Linked DNA regions of Homo sapiens: region 2 is linked to region 1. A link is a loop called in an ENCODE intact Hi-C map of the cell type or tissue named here. Cell type or tissue: sigmoid colon. All regions are shown on one strand.

Region 1 (8,000 bases):
ATCGTGAATGAGTTAGAATTCAGCAATCTGAAAGTAAGAGACAGATTCCAATGGAGAGATGTAAAACTTGAGTCACATGGTAAAGCCATTTCTCTTTCCTTTGCTACGTTTTGATCTGTGGGCAAACATGAGCTCTTCTTAGCCTAAGGAGACCACATTTTGTTGTCAAAAACCTGATTCTCACAGCCTGCTCTTAGAGACGATGGCAAGTGGATTCCTTTTGACCAGATTTTCTTGTCCTCTCCAGAACTCTACTCCTTTCTTCCCTGTGTGTCTCAGTAAATATGATCTGATAGCTGTGACTTTAAAACATTATAATGCTCAGCACGACTAAACAGCCAGTGAATGCTTTATGGTACACAAGCAATCATAAAATTAGAGATCTAAAAAGATCTAATCCAAATCTATTTTTACGAAAATAAAAGCCCAGAGAAGCTAAGTGACTTGACCAAAGTCATGCAGCTGGACCCATAACAATAGTTAAAAAAAAAAAAAAAAAAGTTTGTTTAAGAAACTTTCAGGAGACTGTTACTACGTAGTTTTCTATTTGAGTCATCACCCAAGTCTACTGGCAAAAGAATACCTAAAATTGTATTTCTATTATATGAAAAGTATATTTTAATAGCACTGCAATTTCTAAGAGGCCTCAGATTTTAAAATGTTAAGTGTAATGTTAAAAGTAGGCATATAAGATTTCAAGAACAAAAGTATCAAGAGTATGTTTATTGAGGATGAATAGTGCTCTCCTATATTCCATTTATCCAAATTTTTCTATAGCACATTGCTTGTTTTAATTTCAGTCTCATCTCAAATTTAAGAAACCAACACAGATCAAGAGAATGAGGTGTGTACTCTTACTTTGCCTGTCACTGGATTGCTTTTGAAAACTACTTTTTGGACATTTGTTTTCATCAGCACACATTACCCAGCCTGGGTTACAGGGCACAACATGAGCATCACCACAGGGACTTGAGCATTGCTCACAGAGAGGAGATGGGATGAGGAATAGTTAGGAGTGTGGGCTTTTGGCCCTGGACTAGAATCTGGCTCTGATTTGGGACAAGTTAGTTAAGTTCCCTGAACCTCAGTTTCCTTATCTATCAAATGGGATCATAAGCATGCCTTCATCATACCGATGAAGTGATGATGAAATAAAATTACGCACGTAAGTTCATAGGATGCTGCCTGACTGGTTTAAGTTCTCAGCAAACTAGAAACACTCCTATTTCCAGAGTAACATTAAGATTTTAAAATGAAGTTTTCTTTTAAACTGAGGTGTTTGGGAAACAGTGCATTTAGGTGACTTTCAGGTCATGAGTCAATGCAATTACCTCCCCATTTACTAGATCTGGGTGTTGGGATCTACAATAAAGTCTCTGAAGAAAACAGGTATCGAACTAAGGAAAGAGCTGAGCAGGGAGCCTCAGTGCTTTGCTGGGGACATCACAGGGTAAATTAACACCAAGAGGCAGCCACGGTCTCCTCACGGAGCTGGGGTACTTTAGGAAGGGCTGATACCAAAGAGGCAGAGACGGCCCTCCAAGGATGGCACCTCAGGGCCCCCCATTGTGCAGAGGGAACTTCCCATACTCACAGCAGCTGCAGAGAAGGCAGATGGGAAAACATTCGGTCCTTGATTTCTGAAAACGTCCCATTTACCAGGCTCCTACGGGCAAAAGATGAACAAAAGTAGGCCTAGGTTTCTTTTAGGAAGTGCCATGCAGGGTGGGTAATCAAACTCTGCCTCCACCTGTACTTCAAACCCTGACTCTCAGGAGTGAGGCATAGCACAGTTGCCCAGGATCTTCCCCGGGGTAGGAATAAGAAGAGACAAGCCACTTCCCAATGAATCAGATCAATATGAAGACTAGTCTGAATAACAGAAACCTTTACCATCAGCTCCTTCCACAGACATTATCTCGGTCAGTTTAAATCAATCCCTTCACTTCCTTTTCTTAACTACAGGAGGTCCTTGCCTGAAAATGGATAATCGCTTCACCTCTGCCCATGATTCTGTTTGTGTAGACACAGCGTTGTGTTGGCCTATGAAATGCTGGGGTAGGATTAAGCATTCCTCTTGGGACCCCATCTCTGAAAGACAGAGCACTCCTGATTAAATGCAACATGAAAGCCCTGGGGAAAAACTCACAGACACCTGAACTCCCCTGTGTGGGGAGAGGCAGTACCATCTGCCAGATAAAACGGTCAACCAGGAGGCAAGATGCTTGGCTTTATTTCTGCCCCCAGGCCCCCATCCTTTCTGGCCACAGCAGGATCTGAATACATTATTTCAGAATTCCTTTCAGTTGGCATGCAGATCACTTAAGCAGCTGCTGGTCTGAAGGATTTAATAAGGGGAACTCTAATTTCTGGAATCCTCCATGTCACCCGACTTAGCAATATTAAGAATCAAAAAGGTCCTCTGTTCCCACCAGCCAAACTCTTCTGACTTTCTATAAATGCAAATGGGAACCCCCTCACTCCTGGGTCCAGGCCCCTACAATTTGCCTTGGGTGGGAGGCTGGGAAGCACTGGACACAAGAAAGTATCTTGAGCACAAGCAACGTCACCCCGGGGATTCCCTGCCTCCACCACTGACTGGGCACCCAGGCATCTTGGCCTGGAACAAGAGAGTGGTCTTAGCAGGAAACATGTCCTAGCAGTAAAGATACAGCCCAACAGCCCCTTCCACCGCCCTTGTGAGAGCTGGTCATTTGGCTTGAGTGGCCAGGTGAGGGCAGGATGAAAGCACCTCTCGGCAGGTGGATACCTAATGTGAAGCCCTTTCCTGTCAGTTCCTCCTGCTGAAAAAGCAGCCAACACAACTGTGTGATGGAGAAAGGGGGCAAGAAGCCCTCCTGACCTCAGGGCAAGAAGGCTGACTTCAAAGCACTTGGCCACTGGGCTAGGCGCCCAACATGCCCCAAACCTCTGCCCAGCCTTCTGTTACCCCTCTTCTAGGCCACGGGGGGCGGCCCCTCCCCTCCCAGAGCCTGCATGCCTTGACCTCGACTTTTTGCAACCTGCAATGTGGAGAAGTCGGGAGGAGGCCACGGGGTGAACATTCGCCCCAGACCTGATGTGGGGCAGTGAGGCCTCACCCTGCCCAGTTTGCACTCAGTCAGGTCGTGTTCAGCTGCTCCTATGCACGCCCCTACACACACAACTCCAACCCGCAAACACACACACACACACGCACACGCCCTCTCAAACTTTAATGCACCCTTGAGTCTCCCGGGGACGTCAAACGCACACTCCAGGACTCCACTCCAAAGACTGCTTCAGAGCAGCTGGATTCTGCATTGGCACAAGCTTCCCCAGGTGAGTCTGATGCAGGTGGCCCGTGGGCCACACTCTGAGAAACGCTGCCACAGGAACCTGTCTGGGTTCCCAGATTCTGGGGCTCAGGTCCTCACCGTCCTCCCCGGGGGCCAACACTCCACCCACGTCCCCCACACAAAGGCAAAGAAGGGGCCTGGGGAGTGGGTCAGGGTCGCGCTGGCCCGGCGCCAGAGGCAACTCCCTCGCGGCGGCGGACGCAGGGTGGGGCGGGACGGGATGGGGGCTGGAGGGGTCCCACTCACAGGGAGCTGATGTCGCCCGGCACGATCCTGGGCACCCAGGAAGAGCCCACGCAGATGATAGACTCCTTGGTACAGCTGCAAGTGGCGGGGCAGCGCGCCAGCCGCCTCACCTGCGCGCTCCGCGGTATCAGGCACGCGGCGCCCAGCAGCAGCAGCAGCAGCCCGAGCGCTCCGCAGCCGCCTCTCCGCAGCGCCATGCCCGGTCCCCGCTCCCCGCCCGGGCCCCGACCCCCACCGCCGCGCCGCGCGCTCGGACCCGGCGCCGCTGCAGACGCGGGCGCCGCTCGCTGCTCTGCCGCCGCCGCTGCTGGCGAGGACTAGGGAGCCGCGGGTGTGGGAGGCCGAGCCGCAGCCGAGCAGCATGCTGGCCGCCACCCCCACTCGGCGCCCCCCCACCCGAGCCCGGGCTGCTGGGCGGCCGCCGCCGCTGCGCCCGCCGCACTCGCGCCTGCCTGACATCAGCACTCGCGCCCGCAGCCCGGCTCTGGCCAATGAATAATGCATGGCGGGGCCCGCCCCGCGGGGGAGGGGGCCAGCGCCGGCCCCGTGGCGCCCCACCCGGCCCCCACCTCGCCACCCCCTCTCGCCCCGGGCCGGGCGCGGGGACAGAGGGAAAAGTTGGGTGACCTTGGGGGAGGGGCCAAGCCTGGCGGAGACCCCCGTCGGGGCCTGACTGAGCGGTGGAGGATCCGATGCCTGCAATACCTCCAGGGGTATAATCTGGGGAGGGCACTGGGTTCCTTTCAGGCAAATCAATAAAGTCGGAGCGGGGAGTGTGGAGAACCGGCTTGATTACTGGGGAGGGAGGCAGCCCTGGGTGCTTTGAAGAGGAGAGACTTTGGAGCAGCCTTTATTAATTTTGAAGTGCATGCTGCCGGTAGGGTCAGCGAGGATGGCTTTGCTTGTCTTCTGCGGTGGGGCAGTGAGGTCTGGCTCTCGCTCCCACAGCACCAGGGGTTACTGAAGCCAGCCAGTCCTCCCATGGGAGGAACGTGGGGAAGCAAAGCCGCTGCAGCCTGCACGCCCGGCGCTCTGGGCCCTGCCTGCTGCCTGCTAAAGAGCTGGAAAGCCCGGGAAAGTTTCCCCTCGCTCAGCTGCCCACGGGTCACCCCACCCGCCCCAGTCAGAGGAGGGTTTGTAGAGATTGAGGGTGTGATACATTCTAGCCACTGTACTTTTAATCTTCTAACCTTTTGAGGCAGGTCCTACTTATATCCTTAATTTATTGATGAGGCTGCTGACGCCCAGAAAGCATCCTGACTGGCTGATGGTCCAGCAGCTCCTGGCTGGGCAGGATGGGGCTCGGAGCCTTGAAGGGCTACCTTAACTGGGCCCTCCTGAGCCCCTCTTCAACTCCTTAAGTTTGAAGCAATGAGCGGAAATCTTAACACAGGTAATGTGCGGCTGAGGAAATCAAAGAAAATGACCAAAGCGGAAACAAAGTAATGGCTAATAACCTGAACTGCTGGGAGAAGGGAATCACAGCACGACTGTCGAGCTGCAAACCAAGGAAAAGCATGCCAGATGCTAAAACCTACTCAGAAAAGTCAGTATCGAATGCAAAAGTAGGAATCATACTATTGCTTCTTCAGCAATTATTGTTGGTGATCCATTGACAAGATCCATGAGGACGGTATCAGGCTGGCTGCTGTGGGAGGGAACAAAGGAACAGCTCCTGTCCTCAGGGAGCTAAAAGTCTAGCTGGACAGACAACCCTAAAAGAGCAACTCCACTGGCTACAAGGGGGTCACAGACTGACCAAAAGAGGTTCAGGAATTGAAAGAGAGCTTTGCGTAGGCAACTTCATGGAGGGAGTTAGACATTCCCTGCTGGTGACTATGTAAAAAGCACCTGGCATCAGTACAAACCAGCCTGCATTTATCATCATTTAATTCTTGCATCTGTCCTGAGAAATGGGTCCTCCCATTTTATGGATGGGAACATTGAGCTCAGAGAAGTTTTTATCTTGTCCAAGATCACACAGGACATGGCCAGGGAGATCATACTCCACAACTGGCTGCTGTGTCTAACCCTCGCTGCTGTGTGGGCATGCATTTACAAATACTTTACTCAGCAAGCCCCAGTGTTAGGGGCTGAGGACACAGACCACAGCCTGGGAGGGCGACAGACATGCAGACCCACAATCGTGGATGTGTGTGCTGTGCACCTGAAAGATGTTTCCCTTAAGAGGGATGGGCTACTGCTTTATAGAGCAGAGGAACGGAGGCTTCTCAAACAGAGCACTCCCTGCTGACCCAGGAAAAGAAAATCTATTTCTCACCTCTGAGTGAGAGCCTGGGGGCAGGGTGGCATAGCTAAATGCTGGCCTCAGGACTAGACAGGTTGGGGTTTGCATCCCAGCCTACCACTTACTGATGTGTAATTGTGTAATCCCAGCCTGCCACTTACTGCTGTGCAAGCTGTGATCTTTCTAAACCTCCATTTCTTCACCTGTAAACAAGAGGTTGTTGTAACCACATTTGGGGGTTAAATGAGATCAAGAAAGTAAAGCATTTAATACCACAAAGGAGGCACTGGGCGTTTGAGCAGAGTTCTATGTGACTAGATTGTAGGTAAGTGACGGAGAGAGGACTATGGAGGGAGATGGGTTTTCCTGACTTCTGTCCTTCCATTGTAATCAGAGTCACTGTCTTGTGTTGTGGTTCTCAATTGCGGGTAATTCAGGGGACACTTGGCCATGTGTGGAGATATTTGGGGTGGGTGCCCCTGGCGTCTAATGTGTAGAGGCTGGGGACGCTACTAAACATCTTGCAGTACTCAGCAAGAATGATCCAGGTCAAAATGTTGCTAGAGCCAAGGTTGAGAGAGCCTGGCTTAGTGTTCTGGAAAGACCCTTGGCATGAGGAATTCCAGAGATGCAGATTGTAAGTCAGGTTCATCAATCACAAGCAAACCTTCTTGGTCATGTTATTCCCATCTCTAGCTTCTATTTTTTCATCTATAAAATGGGGATAAAGAGCCCTTCTGCACCCTTTCCTAAATAAATGTGACATATCATCATTGTTCCTAACCTTAACTTCCAACAGCTAGAGCTAGCTCCAGCCCACCCTCTCCACCCCAAAAAACTAAAAAGTTCCTGATAGGAATGGTGCAGAAAGTAGGCCAGAGTAGCATAGCTGGCAGAGTTAGTATTTGTTTCGGCTCTGCTAGAGACACTAAGTAAGTGAGTGCTTGTAAATTATAAGGCGCAGTTTATAAATTAAAATATAAAAATGGAAATGCAGATTACTTTGGTGTGGTTCCAAGTTCCTCAGCAGTTTAAAAAAAAACTTAATAGACAATCAGAGAGACACAATCTGTTTCAGGAAATAGCAAGAGTTTTTGAAAAATCTTTGTAAAAATCCTTGTTGAGACGTAAACTTACTCAAGCTATGTCTTTATGACATGAATAACACACGTTCCTACAGTGGCTGAAATGGCGTAGGCTTGAGTGGCCTTCTCTAAAGTCTCAAACCGGTTCTACTTTATATGACTCCATGTGTTGGCAGCTCAAAATGGCATTCATTCATGTGTTCATGTACCCTCATGTTCAGCTACTTGTCAGTTAATTCTGTCAGTATTAACTGAGAACCTACTATGTGCTGGGCATCAATAATAAAACAATGACCAAGACAGACATGATCCCCACTTTCATTGCAGACAGATATTAAATTAAAAGAATGCATACATGAGTATGCAATTGCAAATTTTGATAGAGCCTATGAAGGAAGAGAATAGGGGAGACCTAATTTAGGTGTGTATTAGTCCATTTTCATGCTGCTGATAAAGACATACTGGAGACTGGTTAATTTATAAAGAAAAAGAGGTTTGATGGACTCATAGTTCCACATGGCCTCATGGGGAGGCTTCAAAATCATGGTGGAAGGTGAAAGGCATGTCTTACATGGTGGCAGACAAGAGAAAATGAGAGCCAAGCAAAAGGGGTTTCTCCTTACAAAATCATCAGATCTTGTGAGACTTATTCACTAACACGAGAACACTATGGGGGAAACCACCACGCTGCTGATTCAATAATCTCCCACCAGGTCCCTCCCACAACATGTGGGAATTATGGGAGCTACAATTAAAGATGAGATTTGGGTGGGGACACAGCCAAACCATATCAAGATGATGAAAGCCTGTCTGAGACCTTAGCTGAGTGCTTTGAGATGAGGAAGGGCAGGCAAGTGCAGGAGGGCTGCGGGCAGTAAGCAGAGGCTAAGGGAGGGGCGAAGCAGGCAGAAAGCATGGGATGTGTGAAGTCACCTGGACCAGAACATGCTGAGTGCATGTAAGGCTCTGAATGCAGGCCAGTGTGGCCACAGCATGGAGAATAAGGGAGAGGAAGAGATGAAATGAGGTCTGAAAGGTAGAAAGAAACTAAATCATGCAGGACCTTGTAGACCAAGGCAAAGG
Region 2 (8,000 bases), 82 kb after region 1:
TCTATAAAGCAAAGTTGACTTCAAAACCTCCCTCTCCAAGATGTCAATGGTTAGAAGCAACCCACTGGTGATCACACCAGCTCACTCGACCTGGCCTACCTAGGGGCCAGTGTAGCTCCAGGGCTGGCCCTGCCCCAAGCAGACACCTCCACCTGCCTGGGCACATCTGCCCTGGACCAGCCCCTTGGTGCTTCCCAAGTCAGCTGCTGCCGTGGTCGGCAGCTCACAGAGCTCTCATAGACAGGGAGGAGACCCAGCCAGCACTGACCACTGGTATTGATGCCCAGGGCAACACAAGGCCTCCTCAGCTCTTAGGACTCACCTGTGTCAGGTTGAGATTCTACTCACTGTGCATGGTCACTATTGTCTGTGCAGTGCTGTTGGCTCCTGGTGTCTGTCCGTGGAGTCCTCATGGTCCAAGATGGTTGCTTGAGCTCCAGCTACCATGTCTGTGTTCCGACTGCTTCCTCCCCACCCAGTGACCATCACTGAGCACACATCTCACTGATTCATGTGATGGTTCTAAACAAATCTATACATTATTTGAGAAAGGCGGGAGTCTGTGTCCCCTCCTCCTGAGACTGAGCCAGCCTTTGTGACTTACTTGTTACCAATAAAAGGCAATGGAAGAAAGGCCACATGCCTCATCCCAGAAAGCTCATGCAGTTTCCAGCTGGTACTCTTGCCAGGCGTGCTCTTGGGGACAGCCACCACTAAGTCTCACGCCCCAGGATCATCATGTTGAAAGGTCACACCTGAAGGGAATAGCGTTGTTATAAAGACTACTGGATAGGACCAGGCACGGTGGCTCACGCTTGTAATCCCAGCACTTTGGGAGGCCGAGGTGGGCGGATCATTTGAGGTCAGGAGTTTGAGACCAGCCTGGCCAACATGGTGAAACCCCATCTCTAGTGAAAATACAAAAATTAGCCGGGTGTGGTGTCGCGCACCTGTAGTCCCAGCTACTTGGGAGGCTGAGGTAGGAGAATCGCTTGAGCCTGGGAGGTGGAGGTTACAGTGAGTTGAGATCGCGTCATTGCACTCCAGACTGGGCAAAAAAAAAGAAAAAAAAAAAAGAAAAAAAAGACTACTGATGTCAGTTAGAGGGCCCAGCACTGGTCAGGCCACAGTTCCTGGGAAGTGGTTCCTCTCTCTACCCTGCTATGGAAGCAGTTGGGGAAGCTGCTAGGAGGGTGAGCTCTGGAGGCTGAGTGTTGGGAGTCACATGCTGCTTCCTCTGCTCATTGGCATGTGTCCTTATGCGTTACCTACCCACTGGGCCTCCTTTTTCATCTGTAAAATGGGTATGATAATTGTCACCACCTCACAGAATTGATATGAAGATTAGATTAGTTAATAAATGAGACAGTCTCAGAACTGTGTCTCACTCAATATCACCTGTTTTATTTCATGCCACCAATTATTTCATAAAATTACTGTTTCCTCATATATAGCTTTCTCTCCACTGGAATGTGGCTGTACAGGGCAGGCACTATGGTCACTGTGCTGGTGACCATCCTATCCTCACTGCTGGGTCACCACAACCTCGAAGAGTGTCTGTCACACAGCAGGGACTTGAATCAGTTTGGATCAGGTTTTTTTGCTTTTTCTTTTATTTTTGAGTTTGGATCAGGTTTGACTATGTGTAACAGATCAACTCAAAACAACAGTGGCTTTAAAAGGGAGCAGTTTATCTGCCTCTCAGGAATAAGAGGTGTCTGGAGGCGTACACCCCAGGAAAAGTTTTGTGAAACTGTCATTGTCAGAGGTCCAGACTCCTTCCATCTTGCTCCTGCAGCAGGTTTAGTGTGTCTACTTCATGGTCCATGATGGCTGCTTAAGCTGCAGCCATCACATCTGAATTCTGTGTCAGGAACAAAAAGGCACAAAGAGGCATAAAAAGGCATACCAGTTTTTTTTGGCGAAAATTTCTAGCAGTTCTATACAATAATTCAGTTTACATCTCATTGGCCTAACCTTAATGCATGGTTACATCAGCTAGGAAGCTTATCCCACTGGGAAGGGCAGTGTTATTCCCACCGGGAAGGGCAGCATTATTCCCAGTTAAAGTCAGGATTCTAAGGGACAGGAGGAAATATTGAGAAGAAATGAGCAGTCTCTGGCCAGTGCTCAGTAACTCTCAGACAGATAGATAAATGGTCCAGCCCGCCTCTGCCCTTTCCACCCACGCCCTGGGGGTTCCCACTGCCCTGCAGGCCAGCTGACCTGTGATTTGCGCCAGCTTTGTCTCTAGAAGGCTGTGACTACTGCCTGAGAGGGAGTCAAAAGGTAGGAAGGAGGCTGGCTCAGGAGAGGGGAATGGTGCAAGGCAGAAGCAGCCACTCTTCCATCCTTGGCATACCCATCCTTGACAATGACACTGTCATCAGTCATCCCTTCCATGCCCAGGGCCTGCTGTGGCAGGGACTTTGGGGGCTTGCTCCAAAGGAGTGAGGATAGCTAAGGACAAGACCAATCTTCTTTACTTCCTAAGATTTCATCACCCCAGGACTTCATCTGCTTGGTTACCAGATGGTTATCACCATCTACCCCCACAGGACACAAGCTGTCACCTTGTGGCCACCGTCAGTGCGAGTCAGCAGTCCTCTGGGCAGGTGTGAAGGTTCCAGCTGATGAATGGGAAACTTCAGGCCGGAGAGGGAGGGCAGAAGCCCTACTCAGGCTCTTGGGTCCCAAGAGCCCTGCATCCTCTTTGGCTCAAGGTGCAAAATCTTCTGAGAAGGTTGGGCCATAGTGGGTTCCGGAAACAGGTGCCAAGTCACAAGCTTCTGCTTCTGAAAGGGGAGAGCAGGGAGCTGGATTTGGGCAAATCTAGGCCAGGTTCACACATGCTGAGTGGACAGACTCTGGCTCCTACCTGGATCCTGCTCCTCTGCAGCTTTCTGTGCTCGTGGTCATTGTCCGTCTCGCTCTATCCTGGCCTCTTCTGCTGACCACCAGAGCCCCACAGACCACGACCTCTGGCCTGGGCTGAGTCTTCTGGCTGCTAGGAGTGGAGGATTCACAAAGTTCACAGTCTCATTAGTCCTCAGGAATAAAAGGTCCTACTTGGCTACTAGATGATTCCTTACCGCCATCACCAACACCAAAGCCAAGATCAAGGGAAGACCGTCACGGGTCTCTTGAGGACCTGAGCATGGAGGCGGGCACCAATGCAGAACACTGAGCTCTTCGTTGACTTTGGCAAAGTTCTTGTCCCATGCTATGCACTTTGCACCTAGCATCCTATTTCGTTTTCCCCTCAACCCCGTGCTGTTGAGACCATTGTTATTATCCCCATTTCACAGATGAGGAAACTGAGGTGTAGAGAGGTAGACTTGCCCAAGGACCTCACCTACAGGGAAGCCCCAGTGACCCTGTGGGGAGGTAAAAAAGGACATCTAGAAAACGTGTGATCTCCTCTTGGTGGCAGGGGCCTTGCTAGCAAAGCAAGAACATTGCAGACATGAATGCTGGATCTAGATATTTTGGTTATCACCTGGCATGACAGAGTGTTAGAGGTGGACTGACCCGGGAGAGGACCAAATCCAAAATTCTCCTTATGCAGAGGAGGAAACGCAGGCCAGAGTGGGGAAGCACCTTGCCCTGGCTTCATGTCAGCAGGTCCAACGTGCAGCCTGCTCTCATTTAGTTCGGACATTTCTTTTCCCTGATGAGTTGCTATTTTGTAAAAAGGCTTTTCTTTGGTTTAAAAAAAAAAAAAGTATTTCTGTCCTGTGGGCATGGTTGGATTTTCCCTCAACTTTTCACTAGCACCAAGTGCAAAAAAGGCTGAGGTTGTTACACAGTGACAAGCACCCCCTATCAGTATATTTTGGGAGGACAAACAACTTCAAGGGACTCAGCATCATCTTATCATGACACCTCCCACTCCCAAGAGTGATCTACGTAAGTATCATGCTAAACACTTCACAGTTACTCCATCGCATCCCCCAGTCCCTGACGGAGGAACTCCTCCTTACTTTTCGCGTCTTGTAGCTGAGGACACTGAGGTTTATCCAGGGAACCTATCCAAGATTACACACTTGATAAACAGCAGAACCAGCTCTAAAGGAGGGTTGGCAAACCACAGCCCACAAGTGAGATCCAACCAGCTGCCTATTTTTGCATGGCCCATGAGCTGAGAATAGTTCTTACACTTTTAGAGGATTGGTGGGGCGGGGGGGAAAGGACCAAAGAAGAATATTTCACGACTCGTGAAAATTATATGAATTTCAAATGTCAGTGTCCATAAATAAAGTTTTATTGGGACACTGCCATGCCCATTCATTTACAGATTGCTGCTGCTTTCGAGTAGTTGCAACAGAAATGGTACGGCCAGCAAAGCCTAAAATATTTACTGCCTGGCCCTTTACAGAAAAAGTTTGCTGACCACCCCCGCTCTAAAGCAAAGGCTCCTACCCCATGTTTTAATGTTCCAAGAAAGCTCCAAGGCTGGCATCAGAACTGTGAGCGTCAGGGTTTCCAGACCTTACCCTCAGAATGACGCCAGACAAGACAAGCCATGGAAATCACCAAACTTCTCTGGGGCTTAACTGCAAAATAAGGATAATCATCATGCCCTGCCTGGCTCCTAAAACTGTCAGAAGATGAAAACAAAATAATGTACATGAAAGCATTTTGTAATCCAGAAAGCACTCTACAGAAATGGAAATGATTCAGAGAAAGAGGGCTGGTATAAAGGAAAGAAGCCAACTGGAGGAGGTGGGGGCGGGTTTGCCTTGCTTTTGCAGGATTCATTAATAAAACAGACCAAGCCTGTTGGGAATGGCCTTTGTCATAAACCCTGTGCCCCTTGCTCCCCCATGGAGCATATTCTTTGACCCTGAAGCATGGATTCATCTCTTAAAACATTTACATTTGGGGCCAGTGTCACTGTCCCAGAGAAATGGCTTGCAGGGCATTCCCAGGTTTGGGCTTCTTCCCAAGGTGTGGGCTTCCTCCATGAGGCAATTTTAAGGTACTAGGAAGACTTCCCTGTCCCCAAATTCACTCTGCTCTTTTCTGCTCACTGATTTGCAAAATTTCACGGAGATTCATTTCTGTGATTATTCCAAATCTGTTAAAACAAATATTTCTGGACTAGGCTATCATTAAACCCTGTTGGTTATTTCTAGAGTGTGAACAAATCAGTTGATCATTTGTTCAAGAAATATTTGCTAAGGTCCCGCAAAATGTAGGAGACCAATGGGCATTCGAGGGACAGACAGGAGACGCTAGGAGGGTGAAACCGAATCAGATGTTGTCACCACTGTGTCCAACCAGCTCCATTTTTCAAGGTGTTTAAGAAAGAGAAGGGAGAAAGAAAAGAAGGTGTAGCAAGAGTTCCAGCAGGCATGGTTAGGGCTGGAATCCTTCTACGATGGAGAAGGGTGAGAGGCAGCAGAGCCCGAGAGCTAAGTTTTGTGGAGACACATTTTGATTTTGTGAAGGGGTATTTGGAGCTGCTGCCTGGTAACTCCGGGGTGGAGTCCACTGCTGCCATGAACCCCCTCCCACTTACAGGGGAACCTGCTGTTTTTGACTGTCAGCACAAAAGCCAATCTGAACCCGACAGCAGCCCAGCTTTCCTATCGCTCCCCACCCACAGGCGCAGCCCCCCTGCTGGCACCATGGATGCCTGACACTCAGCTGATCTTTTAAAAGTGAGAAACAAACAAAACTCTGTGCAGAATTGGATGTTTATTTCCACCATCTGCATGGCAATACAAGTTCAAGTTATAATGGCATCCGCTCTCCATCAGTATTAGGCAACCATTTAAACATCTACAGCCATTTACTGATTATAAACACACACTAAAAAAAAAGGCGGCAAGTGGCATGTGGCCCCACACCTGCTGCCTCTGTGTGCGTCAGTCAATTTCATGCCTAGGAAGCTCTGGGCTCCATGGGGATGGATCTATAAAGCAGTTTGGTTGGTTGTGGGTTTTACTTTTTTTTCCCTGGGAACAGCATAAACCAAGTTGGCCCAAAATACACTTATTGCAAATAGATGGGAATAAATGGAAAATAGACAATGATCATTTGCTTTTAATTAGAAGATAAAAATTGATGAGTGTTTTTACTGGCCTTCAAGAAAAGTTAGCAGGGATTACTGTTCAAATGCTCCTGCTTGCCACCACCCCCACCTCTCCCATCCCAGGAAGGTCTGAGTCACCAGGCAAGGACGGAACAGCACATCAACTGGATGTGGTGAGAGGCACTGGAAACTGAAGAAATCGATGCAATTTATAGGGGGAAAAAAAGAAAAGTTGATCCAAAAACTGGGAAAACGTTTTCTGGATCAACTTTTTGTCTTGCAAAAGGTTTCCCTACCTCCTTCAGACCTGCCCCTGGCCGTCATGGGCCTGTGGCTGGCTGCAGCCTGAGACCTGCCTCAGTACCGTCCTGAAGGGGCTGTGTGGTTTTGGGTTGCCATTCTCAGAATCTGCTTTATTACCTGGGAGAGCTAAAATGGGGAATTTCATAAGACTAATGGATTCCTAGGGACTCTGGATCTTACATTTCCAGGTTAATGTCTCCAACGTAAGGTTTGTTTTGGTTTGTCTGAGAGTTTTCTAACTAAAAGTATCTTCTGCCACTGTGGTGTAAAGGCCCCACTGATTGCCCATGACCAAGTTTTTTGGAAGGAGGAGTGGGAATAGACCTCTCTCAGCTTCTGATCTGGTCAGAAGCTCCAAGTTCTCCCAGAAAGCTCCTTCATCTCTCTCATGTGATCCATGAAGCGCATCAGAGACTCTTCCACCAGGAGCACCACAGTCAGCTCCTCTGCTCCACCCCGGGGGTGCCTCTCTGCCCCCCTTTCCTTTGAACACTGGTTTTGAGATGGCGCTCTGCCTTCTCGGCTCATTGAGCCTGGCTAGCGGGAACCCAGCATAGCTTGCTTTGTCTTCAATCCATTTTAGAATAAAAGTTAGCTCTATATAGCTACAACAATTACCACCCCACCACCAGCATATTACAGAACTAATCCTATTTGGGGTTCTAACTTAAAGCCTCACATTGGGAAAGTTGGCATTGAAAGTGAATTATTACACACCAATGTGGACTCAAGTCCATTTCTCACGATAACCAGCAAAACTTGAAGCTTGTCAAATTATAATTTCTCCAGCATCCTGAAAGACCTTTGGGAGCCTGTGTGGAGGCATAAACATCTCCTGTAAATCCAGTTTTATTAACCCAGGGGAAAGTTGTTTTAAAAAAAAAAACAAAATGAAAACACTGTCTCAAGTACTTTCAATCTCCCCTCTCTGCACTTCTGTAATTGTCACTGGTTCCTAATGCTTCCTGATTCCCTCCTCTTACCCTTTTTCCACTAAAATCTACCCTTAGGATCTTATTTGCATCCTGACTAACGGGTAAAAGGAAGGTCATTACAGAAATGAAACCGACAGCATATTTTACAACATCAAGACATTATTGTTAAATTTTTCAGGTGTGATAATGGTATTGTGACTTAAAAAACAAAAATGACTCCTTTCCTTTGGTGACCCATATTGAAATGTGAGCTACACCCAGAAATGATGATGAGATTTGCTTAAAGTGATAGAGGGGAGGACTGGCTGGTGCTGTAGGTGAAACAAAACTGGACTTGGTATGTGCCAAAGCTGATTAATGGATACTAGGCGTCATCATATTTTTTGGTATATGCTTGAAAGTTTCTATAATAAAAAGTGTGTTTTTTTTTTTAACAAAAAGCCCACTCTTAGGGAAACATCTGATAAATACATCCAAAGTAAGATGTCACCAACGAATAAGGATAAATAGCAGTTATCTATTTCCTGAGGCATCTGCGTTTAACAGGACTTAAAAAGCCTTAAGACAAAGAAATGAATCCAACAGTGCAAGTCAGGCAGGAGAAAAGAGAAGGGGAGCGAGTGGCCACCTCCAAAAAGGCCACTGAAGCCAAGCGCTCTGAAGAGAGTTCCAGGCTCAGTTTTCTTTCTTTATCAGAACGAATAGGATTTAATAAAGATAGG

Evidence for each region. Hi-C counts contacts between places; a loop is a spot of excess contacts. Peaks named below come from ENCODE experiments on the same cell type or tissue, not always from the same donor. Only the 100,000 strongest peaks of a DNase experiment are listed, where the experiment ranks them.
Region 2: a loop joins it to region 1, with 2.6 times the contacts of the local background. A loop is called at or near these places in 2 of 110 quality-filtered maps.

The regions. Positions count from the first base shown.
Region 1 is chr4:25,026,913-25,034,912 of GRCh38, forward strand. It overlaps LGI2 (leucine rich repeat LGI family member 2), which reads right to left and starts at 4,034. Exons shown (of 8, transcript NM_018176.4): 1 at 3,585-4,034; 2 at 1,595-1,666; 3 at 1-27. The coding sequence starts at 3,781. LOC124900684 (a long non-coding RNA gene) reads left to right here and starts at 3,196. Exons shown (of 2, transcript XR_007058083.1): 1 at 3,196-3,321. In sigmoid colon, no CTCF peak of the experiment used is centred here; DNase peaks (open chromatin) are centred at 4,119, 4,409 and 4,519; H3K4me3 peaks cover 2,023 bases.
Region 2 is chr4:25,108,535-25,116,534 of GRCh38, forward strand. It overlaps LOC105374534 (a long non-coding RNA gene), which reads right to left and starts at 4,277. Exons shown (of 4, transcript XR_925488.2): 1 at 2,879-4,277; 2 at 2,574-2,795; 3 at 1-755. In sigmoid colon, no CTCF peak of the experiment used is centred here; DNase peaks (open chromatin) are centred at 4,117 and 4,458.